Regions from separate parts of the Mus musculus genome. Here all the other regions are linked to region 1. Evidence: chromatin loops called from intact Hi-C (ENCODE). Cell type or tissue: heart. All regions are shown on one strand. Each heading gives the region's core, and the rest is flanking DNA. Links, peaks and the distances in the headings are about the cores only.

Evidence for each region. Peaks named below come from ENCODE experiments on the same cell type or tissue, not always from the same donor. Only the 100,000 strongest peaks of a DNase experiment are listed, where the experiment ranks them.
Region 2: a loop joins it to region 1, with 3 times the contacts of the local background. A loop is called at or near these places in 7 of 42 quality-filtered maps.
Region 3: it touches region 1 in a loop (4-fold over the local background); 6 of 42 quality-filtered maps call a loop at or near these places.

What each region holds. Positions count from the first base shown.
Region 1 is chr3:20,195,188-20,203,159 of GRCm38, reverse strand. No RefSeq gene overlaps it. Among named protein-coding and RNA genes, the nearest start is that of Gm31320, 23 kb to the left of the region's middle. In heart, for the core only: a CTCF peak has its summit at 4,045 (motif pointing right); no DNase peak of the experiment used is centred there; H3K27ac peaks cover 543 bases.
Region 2 is chr3:20,065,066-20,070,065 of GRCm38, reverse strand. Hltf (helicase-like transcription factor) reads right to left here. Exons shown (of 25, transcript NM_009210.3): 5 at 4,647-4,744; 6 at 2,646-2,720; 7 at 909-1,100. Among named protein-coding and RNA genes, the nearest start is that of Hltf, 9.8 kb to the right of the region's middle. In heart, for the core only: no CTCF peak of the experiment used is centred there; no DNase peak of the experiment used is centred there.
Region 3 is chr3:20,000,642-20,005,641 of GRCm38, reverse strand. It overlaps Hps3 (HPS3, biogenesis of lysosomal organelles complex 2 subunit 1), which reads left to right. Exons shown (of 17, transcript NM_080634.4): 15 at 2,211-2,417; 16 at 3,229-3,319. It also overlaps a transcript of Cp not described here. Among named protein-coding and RNA genes, the nearest start is that of Hps3, 32 kb to the left of the region's middle. In heart, for the core only: a CTCF peak has its summit at 2,625 (motif pointing right); no DNase peak of the experiment used is centred there.

The DNA of each region.
Region 1 (7,972 bases), core at 1,393-6,392:
TGGAGAATCTTCTAGCAAAGAACACCATCACTCTGACAAAGTGGCAGCCTACAGAATGGGAAAATAGTTTTTTAGCCAATTCCATATCAGATAGAGGGCTAATATCCAAAAATATATAAATAACTTAAGACTCTAGATAGCAAGAAAACAAATAACCCAGGTTTTTTTTTAATGTGGTACCTATCTAAACAGAAATCTCAATAAACAAAACTCAAATAACTGAGAAACACACAAGAAACGTGTGCCATCCTTAGCCACCAGGGAAATGCAAGTCAAAACTACTTTAAGATTGTGTCTTACACCTGCTAGAATGGCTAGTAACAGCAAAAAAAAAGTGACAGCGTATGCCGGTGACAATGTGGAATAAAAACTCATTGGGTGCTAGAAGGAGTGCAAATTCATAAGACACTATGGACATCAGTGTGGATATTCCTCAGGACACTGGGAATCGATCTACCTTAAAATCCAACTATACTACTCTTGGTCATATACCCAAGAGATGCTTCCTATCAGTAAGACACTTGCTCAATCATGATCCTTGCTGCTCTATTCATCATAGTCAGAAACTGGAAACCACACAGATGTCTCTCAACAGAAGGGGTAAAGAAAATGTGACATATTTACACAACGTAGTATACTCAGCCATTTAAAAAAGATGAAATGATGAAAGTTGAAGGCAAATGGATGGATCTACGGGGGAAAAGCCTCATAAGTAAGCGATCCCTGACTCAGAAAGATAAATATTTGCTTATATGTGGATATTAGCTGTGAAGTCAATGATAGTCAAGCTACAATCCACAGAAATACAGAAGGTAAGGAGTTAGGGATGAGAGGGGACAGATGGGTCTTGTTAGGAAAGAGATAGAATAGATAGCTATGGAAGGGTTGAGTCTGAACGGGAACATGAAGTGGGGAGGAGGTTGATGAAGAGAATATGGGCCCTCCCTCCCCCACATACCTATCCTGATAGAAAGCTATGAAGGCTCTCTATAATTCCTTTCCTATCATTTCCCTGTATTCCTACACTAGGCTCAGCTGTAGGATCTTGCTATAGTTTAAGCCTCCATCTTCCTTTCCCGAATTTCCCCTATTACCAGTTTGCACCAAGATGGGGCTTCAGATATGCATTGCTTTTTCTGTTTTAATTATAGTTTTCTAATTTAAAACAATTTTATATTTAAATAACTTTTAATAATGGTTTTCTCTCTCTCAGGTCCTTTCACTGTCTTTCCCCTCCCTACCTACCCAACTTTAAATTCTTTCTCAAAAAAACCAAGACAAAACAAAACAAAATCACAATACAATTACAAGCCCCAAACTCCCAAAACAAAACAAAAAAAGTCTCCAAATAACCCATCAATCTGTAAACAAATAGAAGTAAAACAACACACCCACACACAGAAAGCTGTGGCGTCCATTTTATATGTTGGCCAACTACTCCTGAACATGCAGCCAGTCCTTGAGTGGTTGATATACCCAGTGTTGCTCTACTGGAGAAAACTGACTTTACTTCTCCCAGCAGGTATAAGTGACAGATCCGTTGTTAATCTTTACCCTTGTGGCTACGTTTTCATTCATTCATTCATTCATTCATTCATTCATTCATTCACTCATTCACCCATTTAAAAGATATAATAAAATAAAATATAATAAGATAAAGCAAAACCCATCACATCAAAGTTGGACAAGACAAACATACAGAAGGAAAAGATCAAGAAAAGGCACAACAAACAGAGACCCACTGGTTCACATTCAGGAATCCATAAAAACAGTAAACTAGAAGCTACAGTCCGGACTCAGAGGACTTGGTGCAGGCCCGTGCATGCCCTATGCATGACAGTTCAGTCTTTGCGAGTTCATATGAGCTTTGCTCGTGTTGATTTAGAGGGCCTTGGTGTTTAGTGTCTTCCACCCTCTCTGGGGTTACACTCTTTTTGCCTCCTCTTCCACAGGATTCCCTCATCTCTGAGGGGAGGGATTTTATGCCAACATCCTATTTAGGATTGAGTGTTCCAATATTTCTTACTTTCTGCATATTGTCGGACTATGAATCCCTGTATTTGTTCCCATCTACTTCAGGAGGAAGCTTCTCTGATGGTGATGGTTGAACAAGGCACTGATCTATGAGTACAGTGGGATATCATCAAGAGTCACTTTATCACGATATTTTTGTTTGTTTGGTTTTTTTTAGACCAATATTTAGACTGCTTCAGTTCCGGTCCTGACTTCCTTTGGTGACGAACAGCAATTTGGAAGTTAGCTGACTAGACTTTTCATTCCCAACTTGCTTTTTGGTCATGGTGTTTTGTTCCAGCCAGAAAAGACGTGCTGATTTCCTCTCTTGTGTATTCTCTATAATTGGGACCAATTAATTACCAAAGCCTTAATAAATGAGATTATCTTGGCCTTGTATAATACCACTGGCAATTGAAGTCATTTGTTTTAAAATAAATAGGCAATAACTGGCAATTTGTGCTTCAGAATTATCCTGCAGCTGGATCTGTTTTATCAAAGGTAAAAAGAAATCAAATGGGCTTTGTACCTTAGCCTTTTCTCAGACCTTTGAGTGCTTAAAACCAAACTTGAAGAATAAACATAGCAAAAACATAAGAGGTAAAAGGACAAACACTTTGGAGGCTCTTACTCCCAGTTAAACTAGGCCCAGGACATAAATCGGTAACCTGTTGTCTTGCTCAGAGAGACTGTGAAGACCCAGATGTTGAAACATAACCAGTATATATTCTATAAACCAGAGTCAACACGGGAAAAAAAATGTCCTCAATAATTCATTCCAAAGAATTCACATTGTAATGTGTCTTAGAGTTTTCCTGCTGTGAACAGACACCATGACCAAGGCAACTCTTATAAGAATAACATTTAATTGGGGCTGCTTATAGGTTCAGAGGTTCAGTCCATTGTCAAGGTGGGAACATGGCAGCATGCAGGCAGGCATGGTGCAGGAGGAGCTGAGAGTTCTACATCTTCATCTGAAAGCTGCTAGCAGAATACTGGCTCTCAGGCAGCTAGGATGTCGGTATAAAAGCTCACACCCACAAGGCTGCACCTACTCCAACAGGGCCACACCTCCCGACAGGCTACTCCCTGGGCCAAGCATATGCAAACCATGACATAATGGGTTGGTCTTGTAATGCTGTGTATTCTCATGCTCAATGCTGGTTCCCAAGATCTGGTTCTCCCCAGTGAGGAGTTCCTCGGGGATGAGGAGATCTTTACGTATATCAAATGATGCTTCAGATCTTTGCTCCAGAATCCTAAAAGGCCTTCCATTAGGTCTTCCCGTATAACAAAGAAATAAGAAGTGACCGTTTCCAGAAAGGAAGTCATATAAAACTACCCTTGAGAATGAACTCTCTTAAGAGAGAGATTGTTATCCTCTCTCTCTTAATATACATTTTTATATGTAAATATATATACATTTTGCACAGTTTTACACTTTTTGGGGAAGATTCCATTGCCTGCTTTTCCAGGGGACCCAGGTTCTATTCTCAGCGCCCACCTGCAGCTCACCACCCTCTGTAACCACAGTTCCTCTTCCGGTGTCTGTGGCACTGCACGACATGGTGTATGTTCATGCAGGCCAAACATACATACATAAAATATAAGTGTTAAGTAAAGACAGCTCTTGCCTCACAAGCAGCACTGTTGTACTTAATATCCTAGCCATTGCCAGTTCTGTCCGTTGGCATCAGCCTGTGCACCTCCCATGCCAGGGCCTTTATTAAAAATTCTTTCTGTCTCTGCCAGCACACAAAGCAAAGGAAAAGGATCTTCGCTGCTCTTAACTTCCACGTTCATAGACCAGACTCGCAAATACCCACAGAAGTTACATTCAAAGTGAGACTAGTATTTTATTATGGTTAAGCTGAAATAACAAAATACTATAGACAGCAAAAAATTATTTTCTCACTTCTACCAGACCAGGGTCTCACTCGCATGACCCCACTGCATCTTTAGAGACTTTATCCCCAAACTCAGCAAATCACTCAGTCACGCCTTGGTGGGAATAGCGTCCAACAGTGGCAGATCTGAACCACAAGGTGGCGCTGCTACTCAACTCCTAAACCTTGTCAGGCCCGTTTTGTTTTGTATTATTTTGTTTTGTTTTGTTTTGTTGTTTTGTTGTTGTTGTTGTTTTTGTTTGTTTGTTTGTTTGTTTTTTTTTTTTTTTTTTTTTGCTAAAACCTTCAGAATTTGAGAGAAGCTAAAAAGCTGGATGAATTTTTTTTTTTTTTTTTGAGTGATCATCGCTTTCCCAATGAAAAAGATAGGTAAAACTGAAGACGGGGACCATGTGGTTCTACAAAGACTTTCATCTGCATAAGAAAAAGATGGAATCTTTCATAAAGAAAATACAAGGATTCTGTGACATCCACTTCATACCGGACTCATATGAAACCCCCAAATTACCTGTATAATATGCTCAAGATTGAAAGATTGTCATCAGCCAGTTTGTCCAGTGCATACTTTGCAGTTATATAACACTAAGGCTGAGTTTTCTCTGGTCTATTAAGACAGGTGAGGAAGATAGTAAGACCACAGTTACATGTATAAACAAACCTGTAATTTATACAGTGTATTTATAGGCACAGTAATGAGCTGACTTCTCCAGACAACTAGCCTCCACAGCTAGCCTTCATGGTGACTTGCATTGCCTTGGTGTCTAGGTTAATGGGAAACAAGGATGAACTCCATCCCACCTGGATCTCTAGCCCACTGGTCTGCGAGAGAACCCAGGCAGTAGATCTCTAGACCGTCCTCCCTCAGCCTCAGAGGCCCCCTGGGCTTGGACACCTTGTGGAGACAAGCATGGAACAATTACTGTTAGAAATGCCCATGGACAAAGACAATGAGATCCAGAGACTCACCTAAGTTCCCTCCGTTTATGTTATGGTCAAACATCTAATCACCTTTCTTCATACACTGGCTCCCGTTTCTTTCTCCCCCGCAGGAGGAGGCTTGTTGCCACATGACAAGCTTTCTTCATAGCTTCACCCTTGACTATGATTTCCAAGCAAAAGTCTGTGGCCTATTTCTTGTGCCAATTCCCGTTGTCATGTGACTCATGTGAGGGCTTCGGACGTTTCCACCGAGCCGGTGGATTTTAGATAAGGAACTACAAGCACGAGCACTTCCCTTTCAGTTAAAATCCACTCCGCCTGGCTGATGGCATTTGCTTGGTTTTGATCATCTCCCTTCTACTCTGTCACCTCCCAAGATTTATTTCCTTGCCAAATATCTCTAAATTTTCTTGTTTGAGTTACTCATATTGCTTCTTGAACCAGAAAAAAACTAAGTTCAAATTTCAGATCTGCCAACTTGCATCAATTGTATAAAGAATTAATTTATGCCATACACAACAGCTTCTAAACACAGGCTGAGTTTCTGGCCAGGAAAAGCATTCTTATCTTAAAAGAAGAGTAATCTTCTCAAACAGGTTCCTCGTGGCTCGTCAGATTTCTTTTATGGGGGAGACATCAGCAACCTAGAATATTGTAGTGAATGCAGACCAGAAATTAACTGAGTTACTATGTTTCTAAAACACACTCAGGGTGTTGCCTCCTGTGGCCTGGTCCTTTCTGATCAAGCTCTTCTTCCAACAAATCTAAACATGGTCCCATGCCCTGTACCAATTACATCCCTCCTCTCACCCTCCTCTCGTATCAAATCAAAACCACTGGTCTCAGGGACCTATCTCCTAGTCCTTCTGGATTGTAATAGCCTTCGCCTACCTAAATGAAGATCTGTGACATGCTGAGCTGTCAGGTAATCTCAGTGACTGAATTCTGGTCCCTGACCTGGGGTGTCTAAGGTCTGACACGGTCACCTCTAACCTGAGTAATCCATAGACTCACATAGGAGCTAGATCTTAGGATAGGTTTGCATGCGGACGAGGTCTTCTCCTCCATCTCACTTTAACTACCTTGTCCCATCTATCATCTATTTGGGAGAACACAGGATATTTGAGCATACTCCAGAGTCAGACATCATGGCACTACCTGCAATCTAAACAGTGCGAATGATAAGGAGAAATCACTTTTCTATCAATTCAACACTAGGCTGGGAAAACTAACAATAAACCTTTAAAAAAAAAAGGCATTAAAGACAAGTGAGGGAACCAGGTCACCTCTCCAGTCTACAGAATAAAAAGAAAAAAAAATCAGTATTAAATCCAGTGTCTGAATGGTGGAGAACCCTTGCTCATTCTCAAAAACTAAGTACAGCTAGAGACACAAAATTAGGATCTACACCTGCTAAGGATGTTCATCAACAGTCTCCATAGAATTACAGGGCAGATTTGTTGTGACAAGACCCTTTGACAAAAAGTGTGACCTTACGTTAGTACAAACATGAGACGTCTTTAGAGTAGACTCAAAGAGCAGCCTGAGCATGACACAAAATTAGAAGATGAGATGAAAAGTGATGATCAGGGAGAAGCCAATCAGAATTGTGAGAATCAGAACAGTACCTAGAAATAGTACCTAGAACAGTACCTAGAAATAGTACCTAGAAATAGTACCTACAACAGTACCTAGAAATAGTACCTAGAACAGTGCCTAGAAATAGTACCTAGAACAGTATCTAGAAATAGTACCTAGAACAGTACCTAGAAATAGTTCCTACAACAGTACCTAGAACAGTACCTAGAAATAGTACCTACAACAGTACCTAGAAATAGTACCTAGAACAGTGCCTAGAAATAGTACCTAGAAACGGGAAAAATAAATGTTGATTTTTTACTATCACTTTGTTCTGTACTCTGCCCACAACTTTAATTTTATGATTCTGGATATTGGTAAATTAAAAGTCAACACATCAGTACTAACCATTCAAAATGCAATAGACAGGCTAATGCCAATGCTGGATTGCCTTGACTGGTTTTAAATTGTGTTGTGCTTCCCATGGCTTCCCCTCATCTGTTATAAAGGAGGTTCAAAGCAGACAATTGAGCTTAGAATTTACTTCTGATTCTAACAAGATGTGATCCTTCAGTCACTCAATGTCTTGGATTTATTCTAGAAGTACTCACTTGACTTCAGAGTGTTCTAACAGGGTAGCATAAGTTCAAAGCACCTGGAAACCAAACTGGAAGACAATTGCAAAGCTCTGAGAGTGTTGCTCTCCCCTGGCTTACTTACGAAAATAACGATCAGCAATGATCTTAGTGACGATCTAGAGAAATGCAATGAGAAGCCTCTTAGGACAGTTTGATTTGATGATTAGACCATGTCTGGAGAACTCAGTGCTGGCTCCTCTGACCACCTGCCAATATTTTGCTTGTATTGTTTATACTGACCTGTTATACTAAATCCACAGCATCTATTACGCAAGAGTTGTTACAAATAAAAGTAGTTGTAGATTTTTGTGTAGATTGCATATGTGCGTATGTGCACATATGTGCACATTTAAGTGTACAGGTAAACATGTGTGCGTGGTACATTGGTGCCTGTGGATATAGTGGCCAAAGGAAAGCTTCACGTGTTATTCCTTAGAAAAAAAGTTGTCCAAACACAGTTCTGAAGACAGAACCTCCTCGCTCATTGTCTGGAAGCTCACCATGTAGGCTAAGTTGCTAGCCAGTAAGCCCTAGAGACCAGCCAACCCCACCTCTGCTGCCAGAGCCCACTGGGTCCTGCTTTTCTTATGTAAATCCTGGGAAAACTCAGGTGGGTAGTTTATCTCCCCAGCCCTGAGCAGATTCTTATGTCAAAAACAACCAGGGAAAAAAGAAAATGATTAGAATTCAATGATATTGATTAAATGTAAGTTCCTAAAGTGTACATTTTATGATGTTAGCTCATTGAATTCACCACTATTATGTAAATTAGACAGGGGAGAGCAGACAGAGATTTTCATAAATTACCTTTTCAGATTACACACAGTTTTATGCTTAACAGTACATATGGAGCCTGTGTTGAAAGGCATGAAACATTTGATTTCAATTTTTCAGAAA
Region 2 (5,000 bases), core at 1-5,000, 130 kb after region 1:
TTGTTTCATCTGGCTACCATCTGACTTCTCATGGCTCTTGCTTGACTTTTCATGACTCGGGTCAAACTTCTCAGTATATGTATTACTGTTTCTAAACTTTTTGCCACACCTAGTAACACTGAAATTGGGGTTATACGGAAAGCCAAGCCATGAGGCCAGTGTCCATACTCTAGTAGTAAGGGGACCTGGAGGAAGGAACAGAGACACCTTGTCCTAGCCTAGGTCCTCCCACTTGATAACCTCAGTCTGTGCGATCATCAAGCATAATCCTTAAGAAAGATTTTATTTTCTTGTTTTGTTCGATATCTGAGGATGCCTCTCTTGGCCAAGCAGACGTGCAGCAGTCACAGCAAGAAATACATAGATCGGTACAGTTATTTGGGTTACAAGAGGCTGTTAGACTATTCTTTCTCTCTTGTCAGTATTGCTACCACTACCAAAGGACTTCTTTTTTAAAACAGAAAATTAGGTGCAGGCTCCTCAGTTTGAAGTGACTCAGCCTTACTCTACTTACTACTGTTTCTTACAACTATGGGATGGTGACAGATTTTGCTATCACCAAACTTTACTTTTTAAAAACCCTATGAAAGGCAGGTTGTCATGAATTTCCACAAGAAAAGAAAATTGGAAATGAGTTTTTACACTCATTAATGTTGGTGTATTCTGTTACTCATTTTTAACCATTCTTTGTTATTTGACCCATCTGTTGGTTCCCTAGTAGAACCTATTTTTAAAGAAAAACAAGATAAAAAGGGAAAAAAAAAAAACCCCAAACAAACAAACAAACAAAATGTATTTTCTATCTACACTGAAAGCAAGCCCAAGCTGATACCCTTCTTTCAGCTTAAAATTTTCTTTCTACAAAATCGTAATTGTAAGATTTTTCTAACTATAGAAAAAAAGATTACCAAACCCATATCATCCGCTAAAATTCCTCCATGAACATTTTCCGGTCGTTCCTTCACAGAAAAATTTGTTATTGTATTATAATATAAGTCATTGCGCTGTTCCCAGAATGGTGGTAGTTCTTTACTGTTCTCTCGTGCGATCATCCAAGCTAGAGCTTGTTTTTGGTGTGGAAGCAACGGTGTTTCAATAGCCTACAAATATAACATCATAAAGAGAAAGATAATCAGTCCTTTTTCATAAGGAGAACCTGGAAAAGCTATCTTCTTGCAGTGGTAAATGTATAAATTACCAAGGCAGTTGACAATGCTGAAGCTTTACATTGTAATCATTGCTATATCTTTGAGTTCTTTAAATTCCCTACAGAGCAACAGACCCCGACCCGGACATGGAGCTGGCAGAGATTGCCCCGGTGTTCTATCTCTGCAGCCCATCAACTCCTTCCTTGTCTATGCAGAAGCTTTGTATGCACACCACTGGTCAGTTCCAGGAATGATTTTTTGAGTTTCTGGAATCATTTTCTGAAAGTACTTGTCTATCAGCAAATGAGTAAATGAAGAAAACAGACATTTCTTAAAAAAAAAAACCAAAACACAGATAGCCAGGACTAGAGAAATGGGTCAATGGTTAAGAACACCATTCTTGCCGGGTGTGGTGGTGCACGCCTTTAATCCCAGCACTCAGGAGGCAGAGGCAGTCGGATTTCTGAGTTCAAGGCCAGCCTGGTCTACAGAGTAAATTCCAGGACAGCCAGGGCTATACAGAGAAACCCTGTCTCAAAAAATCGAAAAAACAGAAAAACAAAACAAAACAAACAAACAAAAAAACAACACTATTCTTCTAGAGGTCCTGAGTTCAATTCCCAGCAACCACATGGTGGCTCACAACCATCTGTAATGGGATCTGATGCCCTCTTCTGATATGTCTGAAGACAGCTACAGTGTACACATATAAATTAATAAAATAAATTTTATAATCAGCCTAGGTGCCATCAATAAATTAATAGAAATAAAAGGCAGTATATTTACAGAGTAGAGTTTTATTCAGCCATATTATTTATTCAGCCAAAATCATGTCTTATAGAAAAATAGATGGAATTTGGTCATTATTTTGTGGAAAAGGCCAGGCCTAGAAAGAAAACCAGACCTACATTACATATTTTCTCTCATATTAAGAACTGTGTGTGTAGCCATGGTGGGGCACGCCCTTAATCCCAGCACTTGGGAGGCAGAGGCAGGCGAATTTCTGAGTTCGAGGCCAGCCTGGTCCACAGAGTGAGTTCCAGGACAGCCAAGGCTACACAGAGAAATCCTGTCTCAGGAAAAAAAAAAGAAAGAAAGAAAAAAAAAAAAAAAACTCTGTCTGTGTGTGTGTGTGTGTGTGTGTGTGTGTGTGTGTGTGTGTGTGACTGTTCTTCCAGAGGTTTTAAATTCAATTCCCAGCAACCACATGGTGGCTCACAACTATCAGTAATGGGATCCGATGCCCTCTTCTGGCATGTCTGAAGATAGCTACGTGTACTCATATACATAAAATAAATAAATCTTTAAAAAAAAAAACTTTATACAACATATACAGAAAGTGTACTCATATACATAAAATAAATAAATCTTTTAAAAAAAACTTTATATAACATATACAGAAAGTGTACTCATATACATAAAATAAATAAATCTTTTAAAAAAAAACTTTATACAACATATACAGAAATAATTTTTTTAAATATACAAGTTCAGTACCTCAGCTGGTTCCATTTCAACAGTTCTATCATCTTCTTTTAAATCTTCAAATAATTTGTCAAATTCCGTTTTGAGCTACAGTTAAAAAATAATAAATGCTGAACAAACCTATTAAAGTATAAATACTATGTAACGTATAGATTTAAAATCATCTCATTGAACAAGTCAAATGCTCAGAGGTACATAAAATAAGTATCTGAGATATCCCACCACTCACTAACAAACATATAAGGTAATTTTTCTATAGAAGTAAATGCACTCATTTTATATGAACATACACAAAAGTTATAAAGGAGCAAGGATACAGCCTGCAGAGAGAGCACTGGTCCCAGCATTTACCAGGCCCAGTCCTAATGCTACTGAAAGGACAGTGATGACGCTCTAAGGTGCCAATCACAGTCCTGTCACAAGTGACTCTGCATGTTTAGGCATAGATATGGCCTGTCTTACCTTCATAAAATCAAGAATATGAAATAAACTAAACAGCCAAGGTTCTTTCTGCGATTAAAATTCTGTTATTCTTTTTAGCATTGAGTCTATTTTTGGGAGACCTACTAGATACATCTAACTTGCTATGTTCTATAAAACGTCAGGCTAATAGGACAACTTCATTATTACACTAATTTAGCTGACCATTAAAACTGATCTAGCTCAGTTGTTTTTTTTTGGGGGGGGGTTGTTTGTTTGTTTTTATATGTGTGAGTACACTGTTGCTCTCTTCAGACACACCAGAAGAGGGCATCAGATCCCATTACAGATGGTTGTGAGCCACCATGTGGTTGCTGGGAATTGAGCTCAGGACCTCTGGAAGAGCAGTCAGTGCTCTTAACCACTGAGCCATCTCTCCAGCCCAATCTAGTTCAGTTTTAATGTAACTTACACGGTATGTCTTATCATTTCTTAAAATTAGCATATGAATACATAGCAGCCACCTAGAAGACAGCTTGCCCACAAAGCACAGGCCCATGCCCTTTGAACATTGAGGAAAAACCAACTGGGAGAGAAAAAGAATCTCACTAATGGATAGACAGATATAAAATGGTTTAGTGCTACTGTCAAAAACCATTAGTGGATACACAGTCATGAAAATGTTTTAATGTTATTGTCTAAATAATCTATATTAACATTAACAAAAACTGTATATATTCTTTTGGAGTAACTTGGTGTAACAACACATTGAATAAATCAGGCAAAAAAGTAGAATATACCAAAATTTTTAAGTTAAGTTTTTTTAAGATTGTATTTGCAACCTTTTTGTAAAGAAAATAGTTGTCACATTCTAGTGTTTTTTATCACTACTTTGGACATTCTAAAAGTTTCAAACAAAAATTATATATATAATCATATCCATTTTATGAATGTATAGTTGTATATATGTGAATCTACCTTCCTTTTCATAGATCTAGCTAAGCAACAATAGTCACACAGGATATGTTTATACTGAGTCTGTATACATACATTTCTCTTGCCATTATTTCATAACCAATATGGTATAACTACTATATATCTTTTATACTTATAGCAGATTTATAATGTAAATTATGGCAGAAAATTAATTTAGAAATTGTTTAAAATACATAGCATGTGCAAAGACAATGCTTTTTATATAAGAGGCTGGATGGTTCCAGAATTAAAAGGGATGAATATATCCCTTATCACTGCCTTTTTAGACTATGTCTGCAAATGAATATCTACATTCTATTTGTTATACAAGTTTTCATTATACCTTAAACAATATACCTAAAGATTACTAATACCAGCACATAGATATTCAACCTATTCTTTTAAACAGCAACCTTTAGCACTAAAAATTTACATTACAGTACAAAATAAGAGTGTATCAGTGGCAGCAGAGGTGATAAGCTTTTGTAATCTCAGTATTTGAGGCCGAGGCAGGAGGACCAGAGTTCAAGGCCATGCTCAGTTAGATAGTGACTCCTGAGGTTAAGCCTGCATGAGACCTTGACTCAAAACCAAAGCAACCAACCACAAAAAGCTTACCTGGTCAGTTGTCATCTGTACTGCCACATGAGCCGGCCTACTATAGCTTGGTCCAGCTCTTCCAGAGCCCCATGCGTTCTCCAAACTCGACCCTAAAGCTATCATTTCCAAACATTAGGAATAAAATAACCAAGTAAAAGGAAATTAAGCAGTAGGAACTAACTAAAATACCAAACAGTATTAAAACTTCCCAGACCTGGCTGTGTGCCTCACCTCAGTGGCAGAACACTTGCCTAGCAGACAGTTCCCAGTACTACAATGAATATTAAAAATGAAACAAAATATAATACATTATTGAAGTGTTCTACCACTGAATCATATTCCTAGACCTAAAAAAAAATTTTTAAAGCTATA
Region 3 (5,000 bases), core at 1-5,000, 200 kb after region 1:
TCCTCCCTATTTTACTACCAGGAAATTATCCAGATAAAATATTTAGTTTGGGATAAGAAAATATACCAACCTTATTTTCCTGGCTACTCCTTGGTAGACATTTGGAATAAAATAATGATGCTGATTAGTAGTGTATAGAGGATGTTCCAGGTCATCCTGTAACTCTGAGATGATACTGTAGCAAAAGAAGATAGAGGGATTAAGAAATAATTATATCTCTTACAGAAGAACAGAAAATGGAGAATATTTTGATGGTAGAATAAAAAGTGCTATAGAATGTGAAAGTTAAAAAATAAGGGATCTGCAACCCTATAGGTGGAACAACATTATGAACTAACCAGTACCCCGGAGCTCTTGACTCTAGCTGCATATGCATCAAAAGATGGCCTAGTCGGCCATCACTGGAAAGAGAGGCCCATTGGACACGCAAACTTTATATGCCCCAGTACAGGGGAACGCCAGGGCCATAAAAGGGGAGTGGGTGGGTAGGGGAGAGGGGGTGGGTGGCTATGGGGGACTTTTGGTATAGCATTGCAAATGTAAATGAGCGAAATACCTAATAAAAAATGGAAAAAAAAAAAAGAAAAAAAAAAAGAAAATAAAAAAAAAAAAAAGAAAAAAAAATAGTAAAGTTGCTTAAAAGGAAAATACTATAGTAAATATGTGACCATTGAAGTAATGCCTGTCATTAGTCCGTGGGAGGTGGTGTTGCTAAACAATCACGTTAGAAGGAAATTGTGCTGCTATTGATTGAGGGAGCAGTGAGATTAAGACACATGGCACAGACTGAGATGTTTGCCACGCAGAGGGAAACGTGGGAAGCTCACTTCTCTCTTCTGTCATCTTGGTCTCAGGGAATGAACTCGGGTCATCAGCCTTCCTCATAGTACAATCACTTCTCAAAAATACATTACATTTTCTTTGTGGTTATTGTTCTAGTTAGCACCTTAGGAGAGGAAAGGATGCGTTTGGCCTAAACTTCCTGGTCATCGTCTGTGGTTTCGAGAGGTCAGGGGAGGAGCCCAGGCAGGAACCTGAAGACACAACGGCCTTCTGTGTAGCGTTACCTCCAGTTAGGGAACTCACTCACAGCCAAGGAAGCACAGCAGACCCCGTGACTGATGCTGCTTGCTAGTTCACCCTACGCTCATGATTACCTGGCTTTTTTTCTTTTTTGTAACTTTTTATTGATTCTTTGTGAATTTCACATCATGCACCCCAATACTACTCATCGCCCCTGTTCCTTCGTATCTATCCTCTGCCCTTGCAGCCTTCCCCCAAAAGATAAAAAAACAAACAAACAGAAAAAGGAGGTGGGCATGGAAGACACCTCATCATGGAAGCTGTAGTGTATGGCGTGTCACACACTATAGCCTTTTGTCTACACATCTTTATTTGCAAATGTTCATTGTCATTGGTCTGGTTTGAGGCCTCTGGCTTTTGCTGCACTATCAGTACTAGAACCTCACCAGGACTCCTCTCGGATATGCTGTTGTTGCCCTGTGTCATGGAAATCTTGCAGCTTTGGATCTGCTGGGCTGGTCCCTTCACCAGCTCTAGCAGTTCACAGTAGTAACTGGGTAGTAGCTGAGTTGGTGAGCCAGCTTGCTTATCCAGCCAAGGACCAGTTGCTCAGAGAACTGCTGCTGAGTTCTCCAACAATTAGCAATCAAGACATGCTACAGACTAAACTAATAAGGGCAGTCAGTGCACTGACATGCTTACGTGTTTAAAGTGACAGTGCTAGTGAGGACAGTCTCTCTCTCCCTCTCTCTCTTCCTCTCTCTCCCTCTCTCTCTTCCTCTCTCTCTCTCTCTCTCTCTCTCTCTCTCTCTCTCTCTTTCTCTCTCTCCATGCAAACCCCCCATGGTCTTTCAGTGTTGTAAATCAGACATTATGGGGCATAAATCTCTGACATGTTCATATCCTTAGGTTAGAGTTCCAATTAATGATGATTGCTTTGTAGTAAACAAACAAACAAACAAACAAAAAGGTAGAATTTATAAAGTAGAATTTAAAGTAGAATTGAATTTAAGATTATCTAGTACTTCAGTTCAAGTATTCCAGGGCCATATTCATGTTTTCTAAAATTGTATTCTCTTTCCTTTTTTGGCAAAGTGGGATTTTATTATTTTGAAAGAGAATATGCTGTATGTTGTGTTTTCATTTGGGATGCTTCATTCCATAACCTTTCATCTTTCTCTTCATAGTCTCTCATCTGTAGCCCTTCATTGGACGTAGCCTCCATTATTCCGTTTTTGGAGCCACTCTCAGAAGACACTGTTGCCGGCCTCAGTACTCATGCTCTCTGCCATACACGCTTACAAGAGTATGAACAGTGCATAGACACGTTGCTAGAGAGATGCCCAGAGGCCGTCATTGCGTATGCTAATCAGGAACTGAAGGAAGATCACTGGGTATGTGTTTCAGATTGTGCTTCTAGCCTTGATCAGTGGAGAGGAGGTTTGGTACTTTGCTTGGCTTATCTGCAGAATGAGGGCTGTTTATGTTAGTCTAGCTTTACAGGGCTGTGCGTCGAAGGAACGTGTATGTTTAATGGTAGACATTTCTTTTTCTTAAGATTCATTTATTATATATAAGTATACTGTAGCTGTCTTCAGACACTCCAGAAGAGGGCGCCAGATCTCATTAGGGATGGTGGTGAGCCACCATGTGGTTGCTGGAATTGGAACTCAGGAGCAGTCAGTGCTCTTACTCACTGAGCCATCTCTCCAGCTCCAGTGGTAGACATTTCGAGTACTTGTAGATGCTATTAAAATACATGAGGATGATTTATCTCATTTCTGGAGAGGTCTTTTGTTCAGATAAGATCACTGATAACTTAAGGTGTGGGGGTCAGTGTGTGGTGGGGAAGATTCCATCTCTATATTTGGTCTTTAATTTACCAGCTAGACCAATTTCAGCTTTAGCATTTTTCTTTTTCCCCCACTTCTTGACAACCACGAAAAAAGGGAAGGCGTATCCACATTTTGCGTTGAAAATAAATAATGTGAACATGTGTACCGCTAGTTGCAGGCCTGCCTTTTGTTTTAAGTTTCATCAGGAGCCTCGCTGCGGGGGATTAAATCCTTGTTATAACAGAGGTGCTTCCTTAAGTAAAGGATGTAGTTTTTCTGTGTGCTCTCTTCTGCACCGCCTCCTTACTCTCACGAGGAAGCTGGGGATCAAGTGCATCAAACTAAAATGGATTTATTTTCCATAAGATAGATTCTGTGGTGGAAAAAGCTGCTGCCTGAGCTCTGCCAGAGAGTCAAGAGTGGTGGCGAGAGGTCCCACCTTCACCTGTCATTGTTAAAAGGTAATGTTTCCTCTTTTGGATGACTCTGAATTTTGCCTGCGATTTATAATTGGACAAGTTCTTACGTACTCTAGTGTTGTTTATTGGCTGCCATGATGTCAGGTGAGGTACCCAGGGTGCAAGAGTCATCTAGAGTGTTGTCCTTAGATGTGATTCTCAGTCAGCATCCCCACTCACAGCGCTGATAGCCTTAGACGCTAACATTTCCAGACTCTTAGCCGATTATTGTAATAGGAACTTATAGTTCCAATATTTCAAAAAGTATGGAAGTTTAGACCACTTTAGGTTTTTACTTTACTTAATGTGTGAAATTAAGATTAGTAAAAATAATTGTAAGTATTGAAGAACAGTGAGTTCTTTAAAGATTTAAATCTTGAACGTGTAAATTACAGTTTTCTGCAGCTTAGTAAATATTTTGGTTTTTATAATTCATCGACTACCATTTATCAATCTTGATGTATATTTTTCTTTTTCTATCTGATCATGTGTTACTAGTTAACACAAGAGGTTGTGGCAAAGGGTAGGGTTTCTTTGGGGTCACTTGCTCTTACAGCTGTCCTCCATCTTCACTTATCAGGAATGTTACTACATAATCAGGAGACTCTTCGTCCTTCATTTTACAGTATGCATGCTGTATGTATGTTAGAGTTCTCAAGAGGAACCGACTGATTGTGTGTGTGCGTGTGTGTGTGTGTGTGTGTGTGTGTGTATGTGTATGGAATTTATAAAGATAAAGATATATCTTTATAAATGGGATATATTAGAATGATTTACAGGCTATGATTGGGCTAGTCCAACAAATCAGTCTCCTGACAGAAAGTCCAGGAATCCAGTAGTCGTTCAGCCCAGGAGATTGGATGTCCCACTGCAATACCAGTGAAGGGATGGTCTTCCCAGCAAGGCCCCCACTGCAATACCAGTGAAGGGATGGCCTTGCCAGTGAGGCCCCCACTGTAATACCAGTGAAGGGATGGTCTTCCCAGCAAGGCCCCCACTGCAATACCAGTGAAGGGATGGCCTTGCCAGCAAGGCGTGCACTGCAATACCAGTGAAGGGATGGCCTTGCCAGCGAGGCCTGCACTGCAATACCAGCGAAGTGATGGCCTTGCCAGTGAGGCCCCCACTGCAATACCAGTGAAGGGGTGGCCTTGCCAATGAGGCCCGCACTGCAATACCAGTGAAGGGGTGGCCTTGCCAGCAAGGCCTGCACTGCAATACCAGTGAAGGGATGGCCTTGCCAGCGAGGCAAGCACACAGAAGCTTCTTTGTTGTCAGATCATCCTTTGTACAGGCTGTCAGATCATCTTTTGTACAGGCTGTCAGATTATCCTTTGTACAGGCTGTCAGATCATCCTTTGTACAGGCTGTCGTCAGAATAAGCTGGGGTCTAAATTTAGGGTGAGGCTTTTGACCTCAAGCGACCTGGATTTAAGTGGGTCTTCCTACCTCAAATAATCCAGTTAACAAAAACCCTTCCCAGGTGTGTCCCACTGTTTGAGTTTTTAGTTAATTCCAGATATAGTCAAGTTGACAACCAAGAAGAGTCATCACAGCGTGTATGTGGAGGTCAAAGGACAACTTTTGGGGGCTAGTTTTCTCCTACCCCGTGGGTCTGAAGGATCAAACTTAGGTCTGCAGACTTGGCAAAAGGTGCCTTAATCCACTGAGCCATCTCACAAGC